Regions from separate parts of the Homo sapiens genome. Here region 1 is linked to region 2. The links are chromatin loops, found by intact Hi-C in ENCODE. Cell type or tissue: heart right ventricle. All regions are shown on one strand. Region 1 holds the start of NRON (non-coding repressor of NFAT). Region 2 overlaps MVB12B (multivesicular body subunit 12B).

Region 1 (5,000 bases), 79 kb after region 2:
CTCAAAGGCTCGAGAAACTGTCTCTACTTAGGATAGTGCCAGGAGGTGAAGGCCTTCTGGCACCTTCCCCAGTAGGTCTTGGACCCCTGGAGCAAGGGCTGTCCATCAGAGGACAACCATGTCTGCCACTTGACTCAAATGATGGATTATTATTCCAAAATCTGTTTGGTCACTGGAGAATTGTAACTGGAACAGTCCCTAAATCCTCGGGGAGTGTTACCAAGCTATCCTCCCCTTCCCCCTGCCCACGGAACTGCCCGGAGGAGACAGGGCTCTCACCCTGCTGCTTCTGGTGGCCATCACGTCTCTCTGCAGGAGGGATTGGCTGTTCTGTAACAAACAGGTCAGCAAGCACGCACTGCCAGCGATGACGGCTCCAGCTAAATACATGCTGAGGGGAATTTCATTTTTTCCCCCAAGTCAGTCTTAGGCACCTTATTCAATTAACATGGCCACTAAGCTGCAGACAGCTCCATATAAAAGCCCTTCAGTTATAGAATATATTTTATTATGAGACAATAGTTGCCAGCACGATTTATTTCCTTTGATGGGATTCTGCTTTTTCCTTGTTAATTTAAATCTGTATTTTCTAGTGCTGATTCCAGGTCTGTGTGAATTTTTAAAATGTTACCATTAATCTTGTAGACCCAGTGGCCACATATAATGAAGATGGTTCTGCCCAGGCAGCTGCAGTGCCTGCTGTCCTCCCAGACTGTCAAAGGGCAGCGTCGAGAGAGTGGTGACTAGCAAGGCAGAGGCGCACTCATAGTCAGAGGCACCTGCCACTTTGATCTCCCAACCCTTATACACACACACACACACACACACACACACACACACAACCAATGGGGTTCACAGGATTCCAGAAAATGCAATGAAAAGAGGATACATCCTGGCAAATACTGATGGTGACTTCAGACTTTTCCTCTGCCATACTAAATGCTGGAAGACGACGCAGCCAGTTTTGAAGGTGAAAATAGTTGTGATTCAGCAATTTTGTATGACTTCAAGTTGTCTTTTGTGCAGGAAGACAACAGAAGATTACTCATGTCACCTTCTCTAGGAGAAACACTTAATAATACATTCCAGATGATTCAAATTTAATACTTAAGAAAGGGGAAGTAATGCGACAAAAGGACCAGCATTTATTCTTCCCTTTTTGAGATTTGAGGAAAGAACCTGAAATGTGGGAAATGACCTATTTAAGAAAATTTAAAAATATCATCAGTTGACTTGTTTACAGCGTGTACCTGTCATATGCATCTTATGATCCCTAACCCAATCCTACGGCGAGTTGCTGAGACCCCCCCTACTCCACAGGTGTCTCAGAGAGGCTCCACAGCTTGCCTCTCTGCTGGATACAGCTTGGACTTGAACACAGAGTATGCAGAAGCTTGGATTTGAATGCTGATGGGGCCAATTACACAATTCATGCTCTTAATTATGACGGTCTACTCAAAAACTGGAAATAATGTTACTATGTCTGACTCAGAATATTATGCAGACATAAAATGATGTTTACAGGCTTTGTGGAGAGGGTTGGAGTGAGATGCTCGGGATCTGTGTATGGAATATGATCTCAGCTGTGGAAGGAAAGGACAGGAACCAGGGCCTTGGGGCAGCATTTGTCATGGCAATGAACTGGGAGCAGCCCAATGACCATCAATAAGAGGAGGCTAATAAAATGTGGAATTTTCATATAATACTAAAGTAGGACAGAACGAATAGATGAAGAGAGCCAGAGATTTTTCTGTAGAAATGCCCAACTCCCAAAGACTGGCTGTTAAGTAAAACAAAACCAAAAAACCAGCCAAGCAAAAACAAAGTTGCAGAATGATGTATTATAAACAATCCCATAAGACAATCTTTTTTCCATGGGCACACACGGCTAAGCTACAGTACAGCAAAGGGCTGGAGGGAGTAACTTAGAGGTGACTGAGGGGCAGGAGAGGCTCACGGTATTGACGACAGAAGCCTCTAAGATGGGAGTGTGGATTCTCCCCACTGCTCTTCCATATGTTTTAAGTGTTAATTTTTTTGGATGAGAAATTATTTCTTTTAATCAGAAAAAAAGATGGCAAAAACTAGGGGAACACTTCTCAATGTGGTTGGGAGAGTAGAAGAGACACACGTATGAAAGCATCCAGCGTGGTGGTGCTTGGTGCTGAAGGGACACCTTGTTTTCTATATAATGTGTCTGCTGGTGGACAAAGACCAGAGGTCATGTACAAAGGAGAGGAATGGATTGTGGGGGCAGCAGAAGAAATATGAAAAGCAACAAAAATCAAGTTAAGATAGGAAGGGGAAGAAGAACACAGCAAATGGCTAAATGAAATTCCACATTATTCCTGCAAACACCACTGGGAAGAAGTCATCTGTGACGCACAGCTTCTGTGCCAGGTGTAAGGACGTGCTTAATGAATGCCATTTAATGAAGAAAAAGGCTCTTATAAAACACCTGGCACAAGCAGGGTGCGGGAGTCACAGAGAAGGGGACCTTTGCTGCACCTGCTGGCATTTTAATAAGCACCTTCTAGAGCGCCCGCTCTCCAAGGCTGGTCAATGGTGTCAGAAAGAGGTCCCTGACCATTGCCCACACTTGCTGACAGTTTGGGGAACCTTATTTCTTAAAGACCATATGCTCAGGTATCGGATCACCCTGGAAGGTAATTAAAATGAATCATTTTCAGCTGGAAGGGCCTGACTAACACTCGAATCCTCCTCAATGACTTCACAGCCAGGATTCCTGCTCCAAGTCCCCTGTGTTTCCCAAGTGAGGCTCTGAATTACGATTGAGATCTGTGAAGACCCAGAGATGTGAGGAGATATTGTAATTCTTTCTTGTAACTTGTTTCCGCTAAAACAGAAAGTCAGTTATTTTAATCACTCTAGGCTCTAAAATATTTTCAGTTGTGGTTTTCTTTTCATATTGATTTTGGAGCCAACCTCAGGGAGAAACCACCATGCGCAAAGTTTACTATCATTTGTCACGGTCTGATGAGTCTCTTTTTTGTTTCGTTTTGTAATTGACACAAGCCAAGACAAGTAAGGTTTTGTAAAACTTAAAAGAGACCTATTTCCTCTACAGTTATATTCACTATCTTATAAACCTTCTATGCCCAGACCTAAAACTTAATTCCAAGTATTACCCAGTGAACACAGGCCCATGCCAGGGGAGCTGGACCAGTATCAACAGGCACACAAGGCCGCTATAATTAGGATGTGGCGACTGACTCAGCGCACTTTTTTTATTGTGCTCCTACTGTGTGCTAGGCACTGCCTGGCACCGAGACAGTTTAAGAAACCAAATGAAACGTGTATCTTCCCCTTTAGGAATTTATCCATAAGTCAACTGAAACACGAACATAAATCTCCTATATCACAAAGTAAAAGCTCTGAATATCAAAAGATAGGCCATAAAGGACAATATGGTTATATGCTTCAATTTTAAAACAGTGGCATGAAAAAGAAATAACTGGGTGTGGTGGCTCATGCCTGTAATCACAGCACTTTGGGAGGCCAAGGCGGGTGGATCACGAGGTCAGGAGTTCAAGACCAGCCTGAACAACATGGTGAAACCCCGTTTCTACTAAAAAATATAAAAATTAGCCGGGCGTGGTGGCGTGTGCCTGTAATCCCAGCTACTCAGGAGGCTGAGGCAGGAGAATTGCTTGAACCTGGGAGGTGGAGGCTGCAGTAAGCAGAGATCACGCCATTGCACTCCAGCCTGGGTGACAGAGTAAGACTCCATCTCAAAAAAAAAAAAAAAAAGAAATAACCAAAATAACAAACATCTGTTGAGAGTCTACTACAGGCCAGGCACTCTGTTAGGCCCTGGGAGGTATCCAGGGACATGGGAGCCATGGTCCCACCTGCAAAAAGAAAAGACTGTGGCTGGGGAGAAGAGGCCCGAGCAATGAAATAGTAATTCAAGAGTCTAGACAGTGGCCCAAGAGATGTCACAAAGCCAAGGATGGGCAACGGAGGCTCCGGGAGTCAGAGAGGTAGGAAATGGGATTTGACTTGCATGGCTGGGAGGGGCTTTCCAGGGAGGCCCGCGTGAAGGCTTTGTTCCTGGAATTTTCACTCCTGTAATTATTTAGGACTATGGCAGTTACTACTCACTGGGCACTTGCACCATTCCTCATGTTCATACACATCTCTAATGTAAACAACCCAGCAAGGGAAGTAGTACCCTATATGTGGGGGAAAAGTGGTTCAGAGAGGTTAAGTAACTCACCCAAAGTCACACAGCTGAAGAAAATGGCTGGGCTAGGATGTGCGTTCATGCTCTTTCCACCATGCCATGTTGCTTTACTGAGATGACACAGGGCACAAAGTAAGTGCAAACACAGACCTGTTCATTTTCCATTCAGGAAGCCCATTTGCCACGACCAATGCAACTCCAACCTACCAGGCTGACTGTAGAATGGGTTTTCCTCATGGGCAACACATACACACATGCATGCATGCGCGTGCATGCGTGCACACACACACACACACACACACACACACACAAAACCAAATCACTGTGCATTGGACAAGGGGAAAAAAAAGCTGCCACTGGAAGATGAAGGAAATCACAATTCCAAACTCCCCAAGTTCCTAAATGCATAAAGTACGTGCAGCTTGACGGCATATGGCAAATCAATTACTAGTTTAAATCTTAAAACAAAAACATGGCAAGTGTGGTGCAGAAATAATCAAGAACAACGGTTAGGTTTAGATTACAGTGGGCCACTAGAGTTTTGAATACAATTAATCATCATTCCAGGCAATGGGAAGCCATATTGACACTTATTCCTAATTTGAATATTTAATTAGGGTGAAGTTCTTCATCAAATTATCGCAGAACTGGGAGAAAGCCTGGAAGACTTACACAATTACTATCTTAACCCCTTCCCAGCTGCTCACCTGTGAACACAGCCATTCTAGTCCCAGCTCCGCAGGGGAGGTTGCCTGTGCCCAGTCTCTGATGCTGTGGGGTGCTGGAGGGGTGC
Region 2 (5,000 bases):
GATATCTAGCTCCAGAAATATTACACAAAAGTCAATGGTTGCTTTACATATAAGTGGCAGAAAATAGAATGAGAAAAAAGATCTCGTTCACAAGAACCACAAAGACAGAAAGCACCTAGGAATGACCTAAAGAGAAAGGACCAAGACCTGGGCTTACAAGAGGCATCCCTTGTTTCTGGATGGAGAGACGCTTGATCTAAGATTCCGATTACTATTCTGTTCAACCATGTGCTCAATGCAGTTCCAATAAAAATCGAGAGTGGGCTTTTCGGAACTTCCTTCGCCCCCAAGATTCTAAAGTTCAACTGGAAGAATAGTCCTGTGAGTAAAATTAGTAAAGTTCTGGGGGAAAAAAGAGAGAACTAACCCTAACCTATATTAAAACTTACTATAAAGCGATAAGATTCAGAATAGTGTGGTACTAATATAAAAATAGAATAACAGAGCAGAACGGAATCAAGAAAAACATCCACTGATCCACTTACATATGATAAAAGTGGCATTTAAGAGTCAAAGAAAGATCGCCAACATTAAGAAAACCGGCTAATGTTTTAGGGTAAAATAAAGCTGTCTGTAGTTCTTACCTTCTAATAAATTTCAGATGGATTAAGTAGTTGAAAAGTATTTAATATTTTAATATATAAAATAATAAGGGAAAACAGGGGTGAATGTTTTCATAATCTAACTATGACACAAAGCCCAAATAAACAGAGAAAATTGCCCACGAACATTTTGAAACTTTTGTATAGCAGAACACATCATTTACAAGCTGAAAAGACACTGATTAAAGTGTGTGTATTTGAACTCATAGAGAAAAGTTTGCTCTCTTTAAAACGTAAAGAGCTCTTTAAAATCAATGCAAAAGCTACAGAAGCTGATAGAAAACAACTGAGCAGAGAGCGAGCAGAAGACGCTCGCGTGAGAACACAGTGGCTCATAAGCACCTGAAAAGTTGTTCAACTTGAAGAGTGGCCAAATTGTTTTTTGTTTTAAGAGACAGGGTCTCTCTCTGTCACCCAGGCTGGAGTGCAGTGGCACAATCATAGCTCACTGCAGCCTCAACTTCCTGGGCTCAAGTGATCCTCCCACATCAGCCTCCTCCTGAGTAGCTGGGAAGAAAGGCATGAGCCACTGTGCCTGGATAATTTTTTTATTTTTGTAGCGATGGGGTGGTGCTATGTTGTCCAGCCTAGTTTCAAACTCCTAGGCCCAAGTGATCCTCCCACCTTGGCCTCCCAAAGTGTGAGGATTACAGGCGTGAGCCACTGCACCTGGCCAAAATAAGCAGAGATTAAAAATTAAATGGAGGGGCACATTAAGGTCCCAGTGAGTCTTAGCTAGAATAAGGATGTGAGGAAAGGTCCCCTCAGGCACCACTGGTGGGACTTCCAATAGCCCCGCCCTGTTCAAAAGGCAAATGGTAACATACATCCTCTTCCAGGGAAAGACCCAGGCGAGCCAGGCAACATGTACAAGGAAATCTATTGCAGCGGTGTAATTGTGAATAATTGGAAGCACCTCAAAAGTCAGTCAATAGTGGATTGGTTAGATAAATTATGGCATAATCATAAAAGGGAACAACATATAGTCATTAAAAAGGGTAAGGCTGATCTGTAAAGGAACATGCGAAGACGTGTAAGACATACTAGATAGTACAGAGGCAGGTCGCAGCCGGCAGTACTGCATGAGCCTGCTGAGCGTGTGTGTGTGTGTGTGTGCACGTGCCGCAGGAGTGGACGGAGGGGGAGGTTCACCTTTTACATGTTCCTGTAATGTTTGCATTTTTATAAACATGGACAACCTTGGTACTCAGGAAACACTAAATATTTAAAAAATCAATTTTGATCGGCAGGGGAGCTGCTTAGAATGATAAACTGCCCAAAAGAACCTCAACAATTTATGGGAAGATAATTAATCTTGTCTGTGGCATAAAACTGATTCCTGCGCTGTGGTCAGACGCTTGTAGAGTCTATGAAGCGGTGGTCCCAAGCTATATCCTGTATTTGAAAAGAAGCCTCAGACTTCTCTCATGATTTCTGCAAGGCATCTACTTTACTAATTCGTTAGGTTTCTTTGTTTTGGGCTGGAATTAGCTCAGTGTGACAGCTCTGTAGGAATTTGGGTGATAGTTTTGTGTCTTTTAGCAATATATTAAAGGGAGCAGACTAGGTTGGTTTCTTTTTATTTATCTAACTTTTAATATCTGAAGTAGGCAGATTTATTTCCCCAAACATTTCAGCTTTCTAACAGAAAAATAAAGAAATAACAAGGATTCTGGGCGGTGAAATATTGAATCTCATAGGCAGAGAAAAGGCACCTTATTTCCTGCTGCAGTTTAAGATCCTACCACTAGATGGTGCAAAGGGACCGCACATTTTTCAGGCTGCACCAGTTCGCGCCACAAAATTCTTCAACATCTAATAAGCACCAGGAAAGCTTTCCAAAAGTAGAAAGAATGAACAATTGTGCGGGAATAGGAACATTTTGCTTTTATAAAATTGGGACGCTGCCATTTCATTATTGATACAAAAATCTGCTTCACTTTATTCCTGCGGGACATAGGTCCCAAATCTACGCTAACCTCGTATATTTGAAGAGACCCGCAGAAGCCCACGCAATGCGGACGTCTAAAAGTTGAATTCAAAAATCCTTTTCACCTCATGCTGCCAAATGCATTTTCATTAATTCCACCTCAGTGTCGTGACGTAAATGCTAGTGGAATCGGCCCCAAGCTAAATAAGCAATAAGCCCCATTTTTCAACGCACAAACACATAAAGATGTCAGCTCAAACTGTTTACTAATTAACACTTAAAAAGACACAAATTAGATATGCGTGGCTAAGAGCAATTATAATCAAGACGGATTTCTCTAGTCATTTGGGAACTGAAAAAAATGCCTAATTGCTGGAACCAGTGTTTTAAAAACTGAAATCACGCCAGTTAGCAAATATGTTCATTTAAAGAACATTCCACGTGACTACACTCTTGAGGACTGACTACAAACATGAGAACAAGGAAAATATTTAGGTATAAAATTAAAACTGTAAGCTCCCTTAGATTTATAACTTCTTCATTAAATATGTCTGCAAACAGCAGCCCATAAAAACCTGTGGCAATTAAGTGGTTAAATGAACTGCCTCCCTTGTCAATTTTAAGCGGGTGATTAATATTAGAGCATCCCTTTACTAATTAGACCCTCCCTCATCTTTCGGCTTTAAAGTCGAATGAAAATGGAGGCTGTTGCTCCGCCAGGAGTGCGGCAGGCTAATGTGTGCTTCCTCCGCCGCGGTTTTGATGGTGGCACTCCTGGAAGGGAACGGGGAGCACTGTGGTTTCTGCTGAGGTTGGCAGCTGATAGAAACGGCTCCGCATGGGGCTGGAAGTCGCTCCGGACTTCTCCACTGCCCGGTGCCCTGTCATTACAGGAATGGTTCACTCCTGTTCTCACAAGGCTTGCGGGTAGTTAAGCACACAGCATGAAACCTACACCCAAGGCTGCTGCCTCCTGACCGGGATGGTGAGGTCTTCCACGGATGCCAGGGCGGGACCGTGGGTGGGGAGGGAGGATACACAGGTAATCAAGACATGAGGATTATTTTAGAAGCTCCCGCCTGGACTGCAGAGCCAGGCAGCTCCCACCCTGGTTGCGATGGGGAATCCATCAGCTAGAGAAATGGGGCAACTGCTTACCAGGGAAATAAAGAGCGGCAGAGACAGAGAATATTTATACACCCATCTCCTCACGCCCAGAGAAGATGCTTCATCATGGGCGCTGGCTGCGAAATTACACTTTCCAGGCTCTGGGACACAGACAGCCTTTTGTCTGGAGAACCGTAAGGGCTTCACTGGGACAACAGCCCCACCGGGTCACCCACTGCCCTCCTGCAGAGCCAAACTGGAGGGGAGGGGACAAGGCACGGACAGGTGGGGCCGGGACAAGAAAACTGCCCACGGTGGCCACGAGGCTGCCACTGACCAGCCCCTGGTCACCTCCCTGGCTGAGGGACGATGAGGTAAAAATTCACTTCCTCATGCCTGGGACTCATGTATGCGGGCCCTGGGAGGACAGCAAAGCCCCTGCTCTGGGTGCGAGGTGACGGAGGTGGCAGGAGCACATGGCTGCTGGAAGATGGCCAGGCAGAAGGCCACTGCTCTGTCATGGGGAGCCAGCAGGGTGACGGCGTTTGAGTTGGAATTTCTCTATGAATCACGGCTTCCTTCACTTTCAGCCACCCGCGCCATCATGGAGCATGTCTGAATCGTGAGAGGTTTTCTGTCTTTCCACAGATCCTTTCCTTCAAAATTTGCTCAATGGCGCATCCACTGATTCTAACTTTAAAACATGACCGTCCTTGGGCATTTTTCATGAAATTTCACCCAAGTGCATCAGGTACCACGACTCTTGGGGAGACCCTGGTGAAGAGCAGGGCAGCTACATCTAACCACGCTCCACCAGCTGCCAGGTGCCCTGACTGCCGCGCTGTGTGGCACGCTGGGCTGGGATGAGCAGGCCTGTGTTCCACTTTGGGGTGAGGGGGCCTGGGAACATGCCCCAGGGCCAAGCCTATACAGCAAATTTGTCCCCTACCCCAGGCATCCACACTGGGAGGCTGTGTCCTGTCCACTGCCTACACAGCCCATGAGGGTCCCTGCAGACACCGGCATCTGAATGGGCTCATTCCCCTTCCAGTTCTCCAGGGCAGCCTGGCTGTCCGGGCCCAGGAGCGCATGCTCCCTGGGGCTCCTCAGGATGCTGGGGGCTGAGGGACACCCACCCACAACCAAGTGACACCCTGTTTGTCAATCAGTGCTGGGCAGCTCCTAGGCCAGGCCATCTGTGTCCTTGTGGGGGTGGAGGCAGCTCTGCTTGGCTAGCTCTGGGGAGCTCCCTGTGGCTGCCCATGTCCCTAACCTCCATGCTCAGAATACACAGGGTCACACGGTTTGTTGGAGGGTGACCGTCCCTGAAGCCGAATGGTGGCAACTGTGCTTCGGCTTCG

Evidence for each region. Hi-C counts contacts between places; a loop is a spot of excess contacts. Peaks named below come from ENCODE experiments on the same cell type or tissue, not always from the same donor. Only the 100,000 strongest peaks of a DNase experiment are listed, where the experiment ranks them.
Region 1: it touches region 2 in a loop (3-fold over the local background); 23 of 110 quality-filtered maps call a loop at or near these places.

What each region holds. Positions count from the first base shown.
Region 1 is chr9:126,409,660-126,414,659 of GRCh38, reverse strand. The region is part of intron 6 of MVB12B (multivesicular body subunit 12B); the gene reads right to left. It overlaps NRON (non-coding repressor of NFAT), which reads left to right and starts at 4,156. Exons shown (of 1, transcript NR_045006.1): 1 at 4,156-5,000. In heart right ventricle, no CTCF peak of the experiment used is centred here; no DNase peak of the experiment used is centred here.
Region 2 is chr9:126,488,837-126,493,836 of GRCh38, reverse strand. All of the region lies in intron 9 of MVB12B (multivesicular body subunit 12B), which reads right to left. Among named protein-coding and RNA genes, the nearest start is that of NRON, 81 kb to the right of the region's middle. In heart right ventricle, CTCF peaks have their summits at 2,147 and 2,350 (motif pointing right); a DNase peak (open chromatin) is centred at 2,363; H3K27ac peaks cover 487 bases.